2 separate regions of the Homo sapiens genome follow, and region 2 is linked to region 1. A link is an interaction called in ENCODE POLR2A ChIA-PET data of the cell type or tissue named here. Cell type or tissue: HCT116. All regions are shown on one strand. Each heading gives the region's core, and the rest is flanking DNA. Links, peaks and the distances in the headings are about the cores only.

Evidence for each region. Peaks named below come from ENCODE experiments on the same cell type or tissue, not always from the same donor. Only the 100,000 strongest peaks of a DNase experiment are listed, where the experiment ranks them.
Region 2: POLR2A ChIA-PET joins it to region 1 with 7 read pairs; 3 of 35 experiments call an interaction of 5 or more read pairs at or near these places.

Annotation. Positions count from the first base shown.
Region 1 is chr17:72,885,056-72,894,584 of GRCh38, reverse strand. The region is part of intron 5 of SLC39A11 (solute carrier family 39 member 11); the gene reads left to right. Among named protein-coding and RNA genes, the nearest start is that of SLC39A11, 200 kb to the left of the region's middle. In HCT116, for the core only: no CTCF peak of the experiment used is centred there; no DNase peak of the experiment used is centred there; H3K4me3 peaks cover 517 bases; H3K27ac peaks cover 842 bases.
Region 2 is chr17:72,769,627-72,779,155 of GRCh38, reverse strand. The region is part of intron 6 of SLC39A11 (solute carrier family 39 member 11); the gene reads left to right. Among named protein-coding and RNA genes, the nearest start is that of LINC00511, 130 kb to the right of the region's middle. In HCT116, for the core only: no CTCF peak of the experiment used is centred there; no DNase peak of the experiment used is centred there.

The DNA.
Region 1 (9,529 bases), core at 501-8,500:
GATTCTCCTGCCTCAGCCTCCCAAGTAGCTGGAAATACAGGTGCGTGCCACCACACCCGGCTAATTTTTTTTTTTTTTTTTTTTTAGTAGGGATGAGGTTTCACCATGTTAGCCAGGATGGTCTCCTGACCTCGTGATCTGCCCACCTCAGCCTCCCAAAGTGCTGCGATTACAGGCATGAGTCACCGTCCCTGGCCTTTTTTTTTTTTTTTTTTTTTTTTTTTGAGACAGAGTCTCACTCTGTTGCCAGGCTGGAGTGCAGTGATACCATACTGGTGTGCTGCAACCTCCGCTTCCTGGGCTCAAGTGATTCTCATGCCTCAGCCTCCAGAGTAGCTGGGATTACAGGCATGCGCCACCACGCACAGCTAATTTTTGTGTTTTTAGTAGAGATGGGGTTTCACCATGTTGGTCAGGCTGGTCTTGAACTCCTGGGCCCAAGTGATCCTTCCACTTCAGCCTCCCAAAGTGCTGGGATTACAGATGTGAGCCACCATGCCCAACCCCCTCTGTAATTTTCTATTTATCATGAGCATTGGTTATTTTGCATTGAACTTTATCAGTTTACATACTGATCACACTCACTGCTTGGTTCTAAAGGTTCAGACACTATACAGCACCTGTCTGTATATCCCTAGCACTTAGTACAAACAGGGCCTGGTATATAGCAGACATCGAGGAAATATCTAAAAGGAAAACAATATTTTTATTGGGGTGGTAAGTGCCTTAGTCACCTAGGAGAACTCACTAACTTTCTCTCCAACAATGGGACTTATCCAGCCTCCTTGGTGTCTTTAGCCCTCTTCTTCCTAGGACCCTATTAGAATAGTGACATTATCATGGTCAAGAACCAGATCTTCTTTTGAACTTATTCTAACCTTGATTTTTCTCATGTTGTGTGTTTTGGGTTTTGATAGCAAATTAAGGCCCTCCCTAACCCCCCATTTTTTTAACCCTAAATTTGGCCTGCAGACTCGGGAAGAGCATTGGTTTTCCAATGAGGATTCTCAGGTGATTTAGCAGGAATGAGACTTAAAGAACAAATTGTACAATATAGATAGCTAAGGAACTCACTGCTATATTGAGCTTCTGTGGTCCGTATCTATATATATATATTTTTTTTCCCTGAGACAGTCTTGCTGTGTCGCCCAGGCTGGAGTGCAGTGGCACGATCCTGGGTCACTGCAACCTCCACCCCCCATTTCAAGCAATTCTCCTGCCTCAGCCTCCCAAGTAGCTGGGATTATAGGCATGTGTCACCACGCCTGGCTAATTTTTGTATTTTTAGCAGAGACAGGGTTTCACCATGTTGGCCAGGCTGGTCTTGAACTCTTGACCTCGCAATCTGCCTGACTCAGCCTCCCAAAGTGCTGGGATTACAGGCGTGAATCACCGCCCCGGCCCCTGGTCCATATGTTTTCATTCAATAGTATTGGGCTTCATTTTCCTTTTTCTTTTCTTTTCTTTTTGGAGGGAAGTTGGTAGTGGGTATTGTTTAGTTAGAACTTAGTATAAATGATCCTTTTGACAAGGGAACAAAAGCCCTCATTCTGATTGGCACAGTATTTGAAATCAAAGTCATAGCTATCATTACGAAGACCTCATTTCCTGATGATTGATTTAACATAATTGCCTCTTGGAGAACCTACCCTGGAAAATACATGGATGCTGGCAATGAGTGACTAGCTACATTCGTTCCCTTCCCTCACTCCCTCCAGTTTGTCTTTTGGATCCAACAAGTCAGTTGGAGGAAGGAGTTATGCGGGAAATGGCTGTCAAATCTGAACAGTTTCTCACTGCACTCTTTCTAAAAAACTTCAGAAATTGTCTATTATCCAGTTTACTGGTTGGATTGTGGACCAATTGTTTCTGCGTTGTGTTATCTCACCTAGAATCAACAGAAATTGATAGCATCTTTTAGCCCTGGAACCAAGAGATTCAATTTTGTCTCCTGCTCATTTGGAAAAGACAGGCAAAAAATAACCCCAAATCAGTGGGGAAATAGACTCTTGAATTTGAAACGAACCATACAGTATTATTTAATCTATTTATCTTTATTCTTTTTCTACCCCAGAAAGATAATTATCTTTTTTTTCTAAGACTCTCAAGAGGAGATTCTGTGTTTCTCTTTGACATCTATTCTGGGCTCTAATAAGATTTTTTTTTTTTTTTTTTGAGATGGAGTCTCACTTTGTTGCCCAGGCTGGAGTGCAGTGGTGTGATCTCAGCTCACTGTATCCTCCACCTCCTGAGTTCAAGCAATTCTCCTACCTCAGCCTCTTGAATAGCTGGGATTACAGGTATGCGCCATCACACCTGACTAATTTTTTTTTACTTTTAGTAGAGACAGGGTTTCACCATGTTGGCCTGGCTGGTCTTAAACTCCTGACTTTAGGTGATCTGCCCACCTCGGCCTCCCAGATTACAGGTGTGAGCCACTGCGCCCAGCCTCTAATAACTTTTTATAATTAGACAAGAAATTATTAATGTTTTCCCTTATATTGCTAGGGAAGTTCATTTCATCCTGTGCAATCCTTGGGGAAAAAAAATAGTCTTATCTCTACCTTGGCTCTTCATAGTATTCATTCAGCACATCTTTATTGAGCACCTACTGTGTGCTGGACACTGTGCTAGGCCCTGAGGCTGCAGAAGTGCATAGCACAGAACAGTAATGCCCCAGGCTCATGAGTTAGTGGAGGAGAGTTTTTTAAATTTTAAAATAATAAAAATTATTTTACATTTTTAAAATAATTTTAAAATTATGTTTTAAATAATTTTATTTAAATATAAAATAGTAATAAATAGTAATAAAATCATTTCTATTGGCTTTATATTATATATGCACTTATATGTATGTATCTGTGTGTGTTAATATATATCTATATCTATATGTGTAATAATGCCAAGTAGGTTTAAAACCAAAGAGGGAAGTAAAAGCGAGGTAATGGCCGGAGAGAGAGTGACCAGGGAGTATTTTTGATAGGATGTTCAAAAAAGGCATTGAGCAGGGACCTGAATCATGAACTGAGGGGAGAGAGTGAGGATAGAACCTTCCAGACTGGGGAGCAGCAAGTGGGAGGCTATGAGGGTGGGAGATTGGAAAGGCAGCTGGGGAACAGGATGATCTGAGGAATTTTCTTCAGGTCCTTCCAAGTCTTTATTTTCTCTGTTTTTTTGAGAGGGTAGAGAAGGTTGGCAGGGGCGTCCAGGCAGGAGAGCAAGAGTCCAAATCACCTCCCGGGTTCAAGCGATTCTCGTGCCTCAGCCTCCTGAGGAGCTGGGATTACAGGCATGTGCCACCACGCCCAGCTAATTTTGTATTTTTAGTAGAGATGGGGTTTCACCATGTTGATCAGGCTGGTCTTGAACTCCTGACCTCGGGTGATCCACTCACCTTGGCCTCCCAAAGTGCTGGGATTACAGGTGTGAGCCCAGCCTCATATGTCTTTTATCTGGAAAAGTCTTCCCTCCGCCCTGCCACCCCCCACCCCCCAACCTGATATCCATTTTGTTTTCTTATGTTTTCAACAAAGCTTTGGAAAATACAGGTACGTGAGAGCTATTTGCATTTCTTCACTTTCCACCCCCTTGTGATCAGCGACCCACTAAACATCAAATCCAGTGGAAAATCATGACTCATGATTTTGCTGAAATTCTCAGTATATTTGCAGTGCTTAATCATTCTCATCCTTCCTTTCTGGTGACATCTTACCAGTCCCCCTTTGGGCTTCTCTTTCTTTGCCTATCCATTAAATTAGTTTTCTATCCCCCTACATTTCATCAGCAGTCCACTTTTTCCTGGCATTCTCTCCTGGAATCTCACCCAGACTCACAGTTCTACTTAGAATTTAGGGGCTCAGGCTCCCAAATTGATTCTCCAGCCAAGCTTTCTTTCCTAAATGTCAGAATGAAATCCCCCTGCTCTTGCCAGATAGCTTACTTATCTGTCCAACAGCCACTTGTATTCAATGGGTCTAAAATAGAATACATTACCTGATAGCTTTTTTCTCCCAGTTCAGCTTTCTCTGTCTCCTTTATTACTTATACCCAGAAGAGTTGAATGGAACCAAATCTACTCAGTCACTCAAGCCAGGAACCTCAGCATCATTTCTCTCTTTTCCTTTTCTCTAATCCCCCAAATCCACTTAGTTACCAAGCCCTGCTGATTTTGCTTCACAAATGTTTCTTGAATCCCTTCCTACTATGACTGGTCTAGTTGAATCCCTAGTTATAACTTGCTGGGACCATACCAACGGACTCTTTTTGCATTCCTCTGCCTCTGGTGGTTTTTTTTTTTTTTGTTGTTGTTGTTGTTTGTTTGAGATGGAGTCTCACTCTGTCACCCAAGCTGGAGTGCAGTGGCGCTATCTCGGCTCACTGTAACCTCTGCCTCCTGGGTTCAAGTGATACTCCTGTCTCAGCCTCCCAAGTAGCTGGGATTACAGGCACCTGCCACCATGCCCAGCTAATTTTTTTTTTGTATTTTTAGTGGAGACCAGGTTTCACCATGTTGGCCAGGCTGGTTTTGAACTCCTGATCTCAAGAGATCTGCCACCCTCGGCCTCCCAAAGTGCTGGGATTACAGGTGTGAGCCACCATGCCTGCCCTGCCTCTGGTTTTGTGCCATCTCTCACCCACCTAACTCTATGCATTTTCTTGCTTCCAGCCCTTCACTGGATCAGAGTCCATTGCTCCTTACACGATACTCAAGCCATGCTACTCAGTACAGCACGTGGCTTCCTAGTGCAAATCACTAATACTCCTATAGGATGAATACAAACAATGAAAAAACTATTGCCGTGCAAGTGAGTCTTTGTGGCTCAGGATAAAATTACTGGTGACAGTATCATGCAGATTATGCAACAGCCAAATCTTAATTTAGATGGAAGTAAAAATTATGTGCTGTTGAAAATTGATAAGTCAAGAAGCGTTTCTTGTGAATGCAACAACACTAGCATCAAAGAAGCAGAGATTGAATCAAATTGTTTTGTGAAATGTCAGAATGTATAAAAGCAGTATTTGTTATTTAACGTATTTTTTTTTTTTTTGAGATGGAGTCTCCCTCTGTCACCCAGGCTGGAGTGCAGTGGCACGATCTCAGCTCACTGCAACCTCCACCTCAGCTCACTGCAACCTCCACCTCCCAGGTTCAAGCAATTCTCCTACCTCAGCTTTCCAAGTAGCTGGGATTACAGGTGCCCGCCACCATGCCCAGCTGATTTTTGTATTTTTATTGGAGATGGGGTTTCACCATGTTGGCTAGGCTGGTCTCAAACTCCTGACCTCAGGTGATCCATCTGCCTTGGCCTCCCAAAGTGCTGGGATTACAGGCGTGAGCCACTGCATCTGGCCATGTAATATATTTTATATAATATTTTATTTTATTTTAAATACACATCTGTAACTAAATTAATGGTTTAAGTATGGCTAATAGATATTTGGTATCCATATCTGCATCTCTAAACGTTTATAAATTCACATTGATCGAACCTCCCTTTTAAAATGGGCAAATAGAGATTTGCCCTGTATTCAGAGTCAGAGTTTATTTGGGCAATAGTAGAATTTTGCTTGAGTCTGAGGCCTCTTTATGAACATGTTTGACCTCTGCACACCATGTCTCTGCAACTGTATCTAGTTACTCCTGTCTACACTTTCGTTTTTTCTTTTCTTTCTTTTTTTTTGAGAGACAGGGTCTTGCTATACCACACAGATTGGAGTGTAGGGCCACAATCATAGCTCACTGCAGTCTTGAACTCATGGGCTTAAGCAATCCTCTCTCCTCAGCCTCCCAAGTAGCTGAGACTACAGGTGCACGTTACCATGCCTGGCTAATTTTTTCATCTTTTATCGAGATGGAGTCTTGCTATGTTGCCCAGGCTGATCTTGAACTCCTGGCCTCAAGTGATCCTCCTTCCTCAGCCTCCCAAAGTGCTGCCATTACAGGTGTGAACCACAACACCTGGCCTCAACACTTATCTTGGATGAAATAAGCTTAGAGCTGATCGAGTAGGCAAAATGATGTTGTTGCATGGGACTCTGAAAAGATCATGCCTTCTAAAATGTTTAGAAGCGTCTCTATTTAGGTCAGGGAAGAGGTTCCAGAAGGCCTTTTGGGAGATAAATGCAGGCAACTGTTGACAATCAACCACTAACCCCATCTGTTGGGATCAGGTAGAGCCATGTGTTTAGGCTCTTTTGAGTGGCTTTGTTCAGATCTATGAAGGTTCCTGGATTGAAAATTAATACGTTGAAAGTTCTGTATGTTTGTTCTTTCCTTAGCACTGTGGCAAGATACCAAAGAAATAGAAGGCATATTTTACATCTTCAAGCTTCTTATAATTTATTCGAGCTTAAAATGTGGAACAAAATAAGTTTAGACTCAGGGTTTCATTTTGAGTATGAAGGTTCTCCACCTCATGCACAGTATGTTCGTCCTAATATCTGTGGAATAGTTATTCAGTACTGACTCATACGACTCTGGGAAGAATTTTCTAGCTCTTGAGACATCTCAAATCACAAAAACAGAAAAATGTGTGTTTCTTTTTGTTGTTTTGTTTTTAGAAATAATGACTTGAGTGTGAGAGAAATGGAATTTCCAAGGCAGGATGGGAGCAGTGGGGAAAATATCACTTCGAAATTCTCATTGAAAACAATTGAGAAGTGGGGAAGAGTACTTTTCTTCACAAGCACATTCACACTTAGGGTTTAGGTTTGTATTTAGTTAGGACTGAGAGAACAAATAGAAGCAGAGATCTGCTGAGGAGAGATGGCACTTTAATAAGCAATTTTTTTTTTCGTTTCTAAATTTGCTGGAGTCCAGGCAAGCATGTACACAAATAGCCACAATTTGTAAATTGTTCCTGACATATTTTCTGCTCTTTGAATTCCCTGAATGCCTGCAATATAATTAGAAATAAGCAATCTTTTATATCAGTAATAGGAAAAAGGACATGGTTTCAGAATGCAAATAAGATGTTACCTAAACAGAAAATTATAGCATGGCTGCGACTGTTCTCGTTATGACGGAAGACGGGAAACTGTTGAAAGCAATAAGAACTGTGCAGTGTTGCATTCTGACATTTGTCTCTGCCTTTCAAAGCCACCTACTGCATACACAGGCACAAGAAAGATGATGCAGATGAAAGGGGAAGAAGGCAGAGCCCTCGGGAGAAGTGCTCCTCATCTTTGCGGCTGTTTCCTTAGTGTGGTTGAGCCCATTGGCTTGAAAACGGAGTTTCGATGCACTTTCTCTGTCCTGTTGCATAGCCCCTTTCTGATACAGACTGGAGGAGGTAGACTTTTCCAGGGGTCCAGCTTTCCACTGCGGTTGATAGCCAGTTGATCCATTCCTTCATTCATTATCTGATCCATTTATTCATTCACTCACTCATCTGATGGGTGTGTGATTCGTGCTATCCTGAACTCTGGGATGACATCAGTGTACCCAAAAAGACAAAGCTCCTGCCCTCACAGGACTTTATAGTCCAGTGGAAGAGACAGATAATAGACAAAGATACATAAGGTAATGTTATCTGGCTCTGCAGGGAAAAAGAAAAGCAGGGTACTGGGATGAAAGTGTGACTGGGCTGTTATTTTAGATCAGGCAGTCAGGGAAGACCCCTGTAAGATGATGGGTTTTGAGAAAAGACCTGAAAGATGTGAAAGAGAAAATGCCAAGAGTGAGTGTGAAGAGATTATCCTGGTCAGAGGGAGCACCCTAGGAGGGAGCACTCCAGTCAGAAGGAGCATCCGGGTCACAGGGAGCATTCGTGAGAAGGCCCTGGAGCTTGTAGGTGCTTGGTGTATTTGAGGGACAGTCAAGAGGCTGGTGTCCAGCAAGTGTTCCAGCGGGCAGGGACCACTAGCACTTTCAGATCTCAATTAGAGTATGACAGGAATCCATCAGGAGGTTTTATTCAGGGGAGTTCCATGAGCTGACACACATTCTAAAGTATTGTTTGGGTGGCTATGTGGAGAAGAGATTCTGGGAGCTGGCGGACAAGGGTGGAATCCAGATCAGCAGTTTGGAGGATGCGTTTGTAGTGGGGGAGGATAGCTTGAGCTGCAGAAAGAGTGGCGGAGTTGAATGTTGAGCTGATGGGATTTGCGGATAGGTAAGGACTCTGAGAGAAGGAGAAAGGAGGAGGAGGATTCTTAGCCTTTGGGATTGAGTGATTTACAGGGAGTGGCTGGAGAAAAACAAGTTTGGGTTGGAAGAACAAAAGTTCTGTGTCTGAGATGCCTCTGAATACTCAAGTGGTAACGTCAAGTAGGCAGATGGATTCATGACTTTGGAGTTCATGGAAGACATTGGGGTTGGAGATATAAATTTGGGAATGACGAAAGTCATGAGATTGGTTGAGATTGCCCAGGGGAGCCTGTGTAGGCAGGAGAGCGAAGAGCACTGAGGACCGAGCACCAGGGTCCTCCATTTGGAAATCGGGAAGTGGAACAGAATCCAGCAGAGGGAACTGAGCAGAGGTGTTGCCAGTGAGGATGCAGGAATACTGGGGGAGAAAGGTTTCTTGGAAGCCAAATGAGGGATGTTCAAAAAGAGGGGAATTGACTAGACATGTGAAAGAAATGCTGAAAGGATGAGCAAGCTGAGATCTGAGATGGGAGCACTGGATTGGGCCACATGGGCACCAGTGGTGACCCCGACAAAAGCAGTCTCAGTAGAATGGTGGAGATGCATCATGGCAGTAGGTTTCTCTCCAATTACATTCAACTCTTTGGCGACAAGTGCAGAATAGATGGAGAGTCGGCATTAAGTAGGCATATGTGTAGGTATTTGCTAGAGGGTGGCTCTAGCGAGGGCCACTGCTTGATGAGGGGGGAAGTGTGGACATAGGTGGGAGGTTGGAGTAAAAAGGTGGCTGGGCCAATGGCACAGAGGTGCCAGTGGTACTAAAGAACTGGATCCAGCGTTCACAAGAAAGGAGCTGGAAATAAATATAGCAGGCAGGTGGTTCAACACCTGGAATGCCTGCCATTGAGATTTTAGAGGTAGATCTGATAAGTAGTGCCCTTGGGATTAGTTGGTTGAGATGGTGCACAGGACAGGTTCATTGGAGGTGAGGCAGATGGCTTATCTACATGAATAGTGGCACCTGAATAATGCTGCTGGAATCTTCAGTGAATGCAGGATGGGTCTAGGTGGGAACTAGGTGATTGCAAGAGGTGAGCCCGTAGCCTACAGGATTAGAGAGTTGTAAAAAATTACTAATCAAATTATTACTCGCTTTGGAATAGACTCAGCTGCACAGAACCAATGCTTGATTTGCAAAAGTATGAAACTGGAGTTGAGTATGCAGAAAGCGTTGACGTTCCAAGCTTCATAGGAAGCTGTTTAATTCCAATATAGAGAGGAGGCAAAAACTGAGGAATAGCTGTCTGGAGCTGCAGGGAAAACCTATAAGCTGATTTTTAGAATCCAAATCCTAGTCCACAGGAAATCTTCCATTTCGATAACCTACAAGTATCATCAGAAGTCCTTGACACAAGTGGATAAGAATTGCTGTGTTTTGAT
Region 2 (9,529 bases), core at 972-8,971, 120 kb after region 1:
GCCCTTAATGAGGCCATCCTGCCAACTGGAGAAAACACAGGTGGACACTAAGTGAAAATCTTTTTCTTGTGCTGGAGCCTCATCCAACGTATTCCTTGCCCCAAAAAGTGGGTGTTCTTCAGTTCGGCAGGATCAGGGCAGGATGGTAAAAGCTCTTGTGTTGTGAATGCAGCTGGGCTGACAGGGATGTAGGGGAGAAGAGAAACCAGAAAACTCAATGCCCTATAGCACATGGACTGGATCCATAAAAGAACTCCTTAACAGTCCAGAATACTGTTTATTCTGAGTCTCTGCCGAATTCTAAGAAATTTGGTTATCTACTTCCCCAACCTTTATTAGATTAGGGGAGAAAAACCAAATGTAATGTGGAAGGGAAAAGGTCTTGCTCAGCGTAGGGACAACTAAGAGATAGCAAAGCAGACGCCGTGATGACAGTGAATCAGACATAAAATCAATGACCATATGTCATCCATAGAGACGCCACTACCGTGGACAGAGCAGCTGGTGGTGGCTCTAATGAAAGCCCTGACATCCCCTCCTAGCTCAAGATGTCTCAGGCCATCATCATTTTGTGTTGTCACACAGTAATTAATGTTTCTGAAATGCTTCTGAGTCATCAATACAGAAATTAAATTAAGGAAGCAGGAAAATGAGTATTGCCTTTGAAAACAACTTCTTTGAAAATGAAGGAAAATATCAGTGCTTAAGGGTGAACCCTTCACTGTAGGAAAAAGCCACACGAATTAGACTAGCTGGCTCCCCTGATTGTGCCGGCCGAACAGGAGAGGGCAGAGGCAGTCCTGCGTGGCAGTGTGGTCCAGGGGCTGAGACCGGGGCCTCCTGATCAGAGCATGAATCCTGCTGCTGCCTCTGCGGAGCTGAGCCTCTGTGGTCTTCTCTGTGAAATGATGGTTCTAATACTGCTTCCCCCATGGGATAAATGAGACAATGGGCCAGGCCTGGTGGCTCATGCCTGTAATCCCAGCACTTTGGGAGGCTGAAGCGGGTGGATTACCTGAGGTCAGGAGTTCAAGACCAGTGTGGCCAACATGGTGAAACCCCATCTCCACTAAAAATACAAAAATTAACCAGGCTTGGTGGCAGGCACCTGTAATCCCAGCTATTCAGGAGGCTGAGGCAGAAGAATCACTTGAGCCTGGGAGGTGGAGGTTGCAGTGAGCCGACATCGCACCACTGCACTCCAGCCCGGATGACAGAGCAAGGCTCTGTCTCAAATAAGTAAGTAAGTATGTACGTACATACATACATACATACATACATACATATATACATACATACATACATACACACAGTGTACGTAAAGCATAGTGCCTGTCTCAGAATCTTCCATTACTATGTTTATTCATTTCCTGGGGCTGCCATAACAAAGTACCACAAACTCAGTGACTTAAACACAACAGAAATGTATTCTCTCACAGTTCTGGAATAATCTAGAAGCCTGAAGTCAGGGTGTCCACAGGGCCATGCTTCTCCTGAAGGCTCTAGAGAAGACCTTTCTTGGCCTCTCCTAGTTTCCTAGAGTTACCAATAATTCTTGGTGTAACTTAGCTTGTAGATGCATCGTTCCCATGCCACCTCCATCTTCACATGTACTTCTCCCCTCTGTATCTGTATGTCTCTGGGTTTCGGTTTTCGTTTTTTATAGGGACACTCGTCATTGGATTGGGGACCCACCCTAATCCAGTATGACCTCATCTTGACTGTTTACATCTGTAAAGACCTTATTTCCAAATAAGGTCATGTTCTGAGGTTTGAGTAGACATGGATTTTGGGGGGATACTGGTCAACCCAGTATACTATTCCCTGGCATGATTTACAATTTTCTGAGAAGAGTTCCTATTAAATAGGTAACTCCCTTCCTGCCCCAGTCCCCTTTGACCTGGCAGGCTAAATGAGACCTGAAGCTATGATCATAATGCCCTTTTTTTGGTTTAGAGCTTTGTCCCCTCTTAAAATGCACATAGTTCGATAGGGATTTGTTATTGTTGTTTTAAGTCTTATTAAACACTAAAGCCCGAGTGTGAATACGTTTATTCAGGCTCCGTCCCAGATCCCAATGATAACAGTGCAGTTTACGAAGCAGGCCCACCCTTGACCTCAGCCAATCCTCACGGCCCCCCAGGAAGGTAGGCAGATCATATGGCCCCCTCTTATGAGATGAAAAAAGTGAAGTTGAGAGAGGTCATTTAGCCATGAACTGCGAAAGTCAGCTTCAAAGCTAGGGCCCCCAGTGACTGCTCCGGTTAAGGCAGGAGGGGACTTGGTGAGGGGTGGGGATTCGATTTACTGTGGACCAGCTGCTACTTTTGGCAGGTGACTTCAGCTGTCCAAACCACTATTTTTCTACCTGTAAAGTGGAGTGGATAAGATCCTTGGAATGCTGTTGTGAGGATGAAATCAGACCAGACCACGGGTATATATATAATGCCGCTAGAAATGTCCCAGTAAGCGCTAGTCTCTCTCTTCCTCTGTCTAGCAGCTGGATTACCAACAGCCTGTCTTCTGTTTTTTTTTTTTTTTTTTTCCATGCAAAGTATTTTATTTATAAACAAACATAATTAAAAACAAAATAGTCAATATGAAACGAAAGCAATTTTAAAAGACAAATTAATTATTTTGATATAGAGAATAATTTGTATTTCAACATTTTGATACAGATTTCAGTAAAAGCAAAACTAAAATAACACAGATAAGTATAATAATATAAAGTCAAGCATTGCAAAAAATTCAAGGCCAATACTGGAAAGTGTATAGAATATTTGGCAAAACAATTTATTAGGAGAGTAACAAATTGTTTGTAAGAACTTTAAATGCTGTCTTCTGGTTTTGTTCAGTGCTTGCCCTGCATGATCCTGGATGGTTTACACTTGGGAAGCATTGAGTGCCGTCATGGGATGGGGAAAGAATGGAGGCAACGACCTGTGAGTCCCTGCAGAATCTAAACATCTGTCTGGAGTGGGCACAGAGCAGACTTCTGGGGTGGCGCCTCCAATCCGCCATCTGGCACTTGAAAGCAGAGTCTCAGGCCTGCTGTTTGTAATTGCATCTCCCCCAAGCAGGGGGTCTGCCCATCTGTATTCCCCAATTCTTCCTGGACCAGCCTGATCCAGGGAGAGGGAACATGTGGCAGGCTCTATGGGATCTGTTTGGAAAAGAGATTTTCAGAAATAACTCAGAGCTGTAGAGGGACCTGAACAAGAGCCAGTGGAGGAGTTCTGTGTGAGTATCTGCAATAGTTCAGAAATACGTGCAGATACGAAGCCGGCCGGGGCCAAGTTCTCAGCAGCAGAAGAGTAAGAGCTAAAATCTTATCCCTAATTTCCAGCCCAGCTCTGTGGTAGGTTCTTCAATCGCTGGACCCCAGAGAAGGGAATCTGCTTGGTCCTTCCAGGTAGAGCAGGAAACATGCCTTATGGCAGAGGCTGGCCTTGAGCATAGCCCTGGGTGATTCTTGTGTCTTGAAGCTTGAGAGTCACCCATGGAAATTAGCTAGTGCCTTGTAGCCTGGCTTTCTGCAGCTGCTCCTGAATAATCTGATTGCTACGTTGCCCCCAAGATTGTCTCGCAGCATGCAGTCCTTTAGGAGAGCATGTAGATCTTCTCACTGAGTTGCACCATTTGTTAGCTCGGCTTTCTACTCTCTACCTTGCAGCCCAGTCACCTTGTCTAGTTGTGCCCTGCACCTGACTCCCCAGTGCCTCCAGGAGGCAGTGCTAGAATCAACCCGCCCTACTTGTTATAAATAATACAACATCCCTGTCCCTATTGTGTTTCTCTGAATCCAGGTGTGTGTTTCGAGGAGGGTCACAGATGATGCTGATGCAGCTGCCAGCCTGAAGGTTGGACCCCAGGACAGTGGCCAGTGGGGCACCTCAGCAGCCTGGAAACTGGGCTGCAAGGGGGTCCTCAGTGGTGCTCTAGGCTTGGGACCACAGACGCTGTTATAGAGAAGAAGGTGATACGTTAGCTGAGTGTCACAGTGGGAGGTCTTGGGGCCAGAAATGGGGCTGCTGAAAGCGAGCAAAACAAAGAAAAGGGCCAGGTGTTGGGGGAATGGGTGCTCACAATATTAGCCAGCCCTCCAAATCAGAGAGTTTCTGCTGGTGAAGTGGGTGCCACGAGCTTATTTTTTTTTTTTCTTTGTAGCCAGACACCATTACTCCCTTGACAATGGGTGCCTGAAAGTTAGACAGGCATGAATCAGAAGATGAAGCCAAGGAGAAGGGAATAAGGAGCTGGTATTCTCTGCGCTCCAAGTCATCCTAGACTAAAGGGGATGTATCCTTGACCTTGACTTAGAAAGAAGAGTAAAGCAATCTAGCCTAAATGGCAAATGTATGTAGCTAGATCCCGGCAGATGAGAGGTGCTCTAACTAGAAGCCACTATTTCCTCTTCAAATAAGTTTTTTAATTTTTTGAATAGCAAATGGGGCCCATTTGTCAGCAGTAGATTGGGTCACTGCCCGGCTGATTGAATTCTTAAGGCCAACTGACATGCCCAATTAATGCAAGATCAGAGTCCCCCTCCAGGCATGACTTCAGACGAGTCTGTTTACCTTTATTTGGTGAACAGTGGTGTTAGCAGGGTCCTGTTGGGCTCAGGTTATTCCAGGGAGGTGAAGCCTTCGCCAGTTTAATTACATGCTGCTCTGGAGCTACTGTTTTGTAAAATGAAGCGCGGGTTTGTAACTGAAGACCTGTTATTTGGTTGCTTGGAAACTAGTGCATTTACTTCCCAAAGTTGTCACCAAACCCTTCTAGGGAGGCAAGGTGAGCTGCCACAAACCCTCCCAAGCCATTAATTTCTCAGGAGCAAGACATAAATCAGTGCAGCCAGAAGATAGAGAGTTTGGTGGTCACTGTCCCATTAGACACACCTTGAGTCCCTGCAAGGGCCATGAGCCTGTCTGCTCCGTGCCTTCCTCCCTGCTTCTGGTTCCAGCTGTCCATTATACCAGCACACCATTATTCACGTACATTTCCATGGACCACATCACCAGTGTAAGCACAGCTACTTATCTGGAGAAATCAGGAGTGATTCAGTGCCATTTTGCAAACAGAGAGACACGGAGGCCCAGGGCAGTTAATTGGAAGCCCAAGCAGCTTTAGGCTTCAAAGTTGCCCCCATTAGCACGTCTGGCTTCGTTAATGCCATGTCTTGCTCTTTGGTGTAAGAGGAAACATAGATGCTTCCCAGTCCAGGCTCATCTGTGGGACAGGCTGCTCCCACCAGTTCAGGAACTCTGCAGATGGTTGGTGTTTCGCGCTTCAGCCCCTGTTCCTCCTTGTCTGTGGCTAAGCCTGAATATTTTTTTCTAGGTCTACAGGTCAGTGAAGATCAAGTTATTTATGTTGTATTTTAATGGTCATAGAAATGGTCAAGAGCTATAGTCAGCCTGATACCAACCTATGCTTTTGGAAGCACTGCAATGACACTGATATCCTTTATATACTGGGTGTGTGTGTGTGTGTGTGTGTGTGTGTGTGTGTAAGATGGTCTCCCCTGTATTAGTCTGTTTTCAAGCTGCTGATAAAGACATACCTGAGACTGGGTAATTCATAAAGAAAAAGTGGTTTAATGGACTCACAATTCCATGTGGCTGGGGAGGCCTCACAATCATGGCAGAAGGTGAAAGGCACTTCTTACAGGGTGACAGTAAGGAGAAGAATGAGAACCAAGAAAAAGGGGTTTCCCCTTATAAAACCATCAGCTCTCATGATACTTATTCACTACCATGAGAACTGGATGGGGGAAGCCACCCCCATGACTCAATTATCTTCCACCAGGTCGCTCCCACAACACATGGGAATTATGGGAACTACAATTCAAGATGAGATTTGGGTGGGGACACAGCCAAACCATGTCACCCCTGTCTATAGAAGATACATTTCAGAGTGGTGAACCAGGCTGTGGCTAAACCATGCCTCTCTGGAAGTCAATTTCAGGACAATTCATTTGTGTCAAGGCATAGCCTGTCTAACCAACTCTTCCAGATCAAAGAATATCTGTGCATTTCTTTTTCTTTCTTTCTTTCTTTTTTCTTTTTTGAGACGGAGTTTCACTCTTGTCGCCCAAGATAGAGTGCAGTGGCATGATCTCGGCTCACTGCAACCTCCACCTCCCAAGTTCAAGTGATTCTCCTGCCTTAGCCTCCCGAGTAGCTGGGATTACAGGCACTCGCCACCATGCCCAGCTAATTTTTGTATTTTTTTAGTAGAGACAGGGTTTCACCATGTTGGCCAGGCTGGTCTTGAACTCCTGACCTCAGGTGATCCATCCACCTTGGCCTCCCAAAGTGCTGGGATTACAGGCGTGAGCCACTGCGCCCAGCCTGTGCATTTCTCTCTTTCCTCTCTCCCTTCTCTAATCTTTGGATCCTCCTTTCTATTCATTTCACTCATTCATTTCTTTATTTGTTCAGCACTTATTTATCACACATCTGCTGTGTTTGAGCCAGGCCCTCAGCTGGGTAGCAGGTGTGCAGCGATGCAACAGGAACACGCCTACAGGAAGCCTATACCTCCTCCACACTTACCTTCTCTTTCTGTCACTCTCCTTGGCTGACTCCTTCCTGCCAGGTGGGAGACAGACAGCATTTTCTTAAGCAGGGTCAGTTATTCTGCTCATGGGCCTGAGCACTCACTATGTGGCTTCCGGATTAACGGAGAGATAGAAGATGCCCAAGGCAGGCCCATGGGCCCCAACCCCCAGTAGTTTAGTGACTTGGTAGAGGAAGTGGAGTTATGCATATAAAACATCGAGATAAATAAAGGGTGCAGATGTGCGCCACTGTGCTAAACTTGGAGTCACTGGTGGGCTGGACAGTCTCAAAGGCCTTGAACAGGTTGGACGTGCCAGCAGTGGCACAGAGTGCTCAGGTATGAAGAGGAAGGCACAATTGTAGCGTGAAGATGGGAACCCCAAAGACTGCCCTTCCTGGGGTGGAGGGCATTGCTCAGCCCTCCTGAAGATTAGTCCTGTAGCAGAGGATTGTTGGGCCAGCCTCTCCTGTTGTCCAGGCCTGGAAAGGACTCTGGGAAGGAGGGAGAGCCCCAGGGATATCACCAGGTTAGAAGAATGAGGAGTGTCTGGATTTCTTGTTTCAATGATGGAAGGGAGGCAGCAGAAGTGACAGGTTGAGTTGGAAGAAAGCCACACCCTCTGCAGGAAAAGGAGGGTTGGTGGTGGAAAGAGGCTCCCCTCTTGGAGAGAAGAGGGAGGGCAGCCTCTGTGCCTTGCCCTTCCTTCCCCACCCCAAGTCTTTAACACCATCTCCATTTCTTTTGCCGATCACTGGTTTGTTGCATTATTTTTGAAATCAGCATGATGTGAGACGTTGCATTTTCCTTGATCGTTTGACATGTAAAAGATAAAAATCATTTCTTTGTAAATCACACATCGTTTTTTCTTATAAATCCTCAATTGCAGTTGGCCTCAGCGTGGCTGATGAGCACATTACCGCACAGTCTTTTTTTTATTAGGAATCTGAGCCTGTGCACTTTATCACCCATTGTCCTGTCTTGTCCCTGCTGTGTAACTAGAGATGGCCCCAGGAAACTTTAAAGGTAATCCATCCTACCATGGAGCTTCTCAGCTGCAGGCTCTCCTCCTGCAAGGTGAGCCTGGAGGGCCAGGTATGCTGTAACCCCCCCATTTCCTCCTCTGGGTCAGCTCCTATAGAACACGAGGCACGAAGTGACTCTCAGTGCACACCTCTGCTCATGGCTCCTCGTCATTCCCTAAAATATGGGGCTGTTTAAGGATTTTTTTTTTTTTTTTAGATAGGGTCTCGCTCTGTTGCCCAGCTCAGGCTGGAGTGCAGCGGCACGATCTCGGCTCACTGCAACCTCAGCCACCCAAGTAGCTGGGATTACAGGCATCGCCGCCACTCCCAGCTAATTTGGTATTTTTAGTAGACACGGGGTCTTGCCATGTTGCCCAGGCTGGTCTTGAGCTCCTGACCTCAAGTGATCTGCCTGCCTCAGCCTCTCAAAGTGCTAGTATTAGAGGCGTGAGCCGCTGCACCTGGCCAGGATTTTTTTTAAATAAGCAACACGCACATAAAAAAAAAAAAAAGTATAGAAATGGTACCTGGCATGTCGTAAATGCTAAATGATGTTGCCTATTACTTTTTAACATCATTAAGATTCATTATAACCAAAGTGTGTCCTAGAATAACCTCCTACGGTTTACTCGTGTGCAGAATGTGGATGAGAAGGCCTGCCTGCCTGCCTCAGAAGTGCAAGCTGTGCATGTGTTCACCATCAGCAGGAGCTTATTACACATGTATTGAATGACTAACATGGGCTGTCAACTGTAAGCCCTGACAAATTCGAAGGTGTTTGTTGCTGTGCTTCCGAATGCATAGTGCTGGTTCTAAATGTGCTTGTTGCCTTGCAGTGCATTTATTGGGCATGTTGCTCTTTTGGCCTATGTGGTGATGTTATCAGCCCAGGTCCTCTGAGAAGCAGATTCCAAGAAGGGATTAGACCTGCATGAGATGAGATTGACTGGGAGAAAGACCTGAGAAGGACCAAGGGGAGGGAGCAGGAGCTGGCAGACTGCCGTGCAGGTCTGACACCCGTGAAAGGAGAGGGGGAAGGAAGGAGGCCTGGGAAGAAGAGCCGCCAATCACAGCAGATTTCTAAGAACATTAGGTCAGGCTGAAGGGAGGCCCATGAGCCAAAAGTGTCCTCTAAAAGGAGTGCCACATCCCACTGGAATGGGCCTACAACCATCAGCACTATCTGGCTCCCGAACTTTTTTATCTTCCCAAACTGAAACTCTACCTCCATGAGACACCAACTTCATTTTCACCTTCCCAGCCCCCTGGAAACCAGCATTCTACTTTCTGCCTCTATGAATTGACTACTCTAGGAGCCTCACATAAGTGGATCAGACAGTATTTGTTCTTTTGTGTCTGGCTCATTTCACTTAGCATAATGTCCTCAAGGTTGTGAACCCAGAAAATCTGAGACAGATCTCAGTTAATTTAGAAAGTTTATTTTGCCAAGGTTGAGGACGAGCCCGTGACACAGCCTCAGGAAGTCCTGATGACATGTGCCCAAGGTGGTCAGGGCACAGTTTGGTTTTATACATTTTAGGGGGACATGAGACGCCAATCAATAGATGTAGGAGGTATATTGGTTCAGTCTGGAAAGGCAGGACAACTTGAAGCAAAGGCAGGGAGACTGGAAGCCAGGGGGAGCTTCCAGGTCACAGATAGGTGAGATACAAACAGTTGCATTTTTCTGAGTTTCTGATTGGCCTTTCCAAAGGAGGCAATCAGATATGCCTCTAATGGCCAGGCTCGGTGTAATCCCAGCACTTTGGGAGGCCGAGGCAGGCAGATCACAAGGTCAAAAGATTGAGACCATCCTGGCCAACATGGTGAAACCCTGTCTCTACTAAAAATACAAAAATTAGCTGGGTGTGGTGGCACGCACCTGTAGTCGCAGCTAATCGGGAGGCTGAGACAGGAGAATCACTTGAACCCAGGAGGGGGAG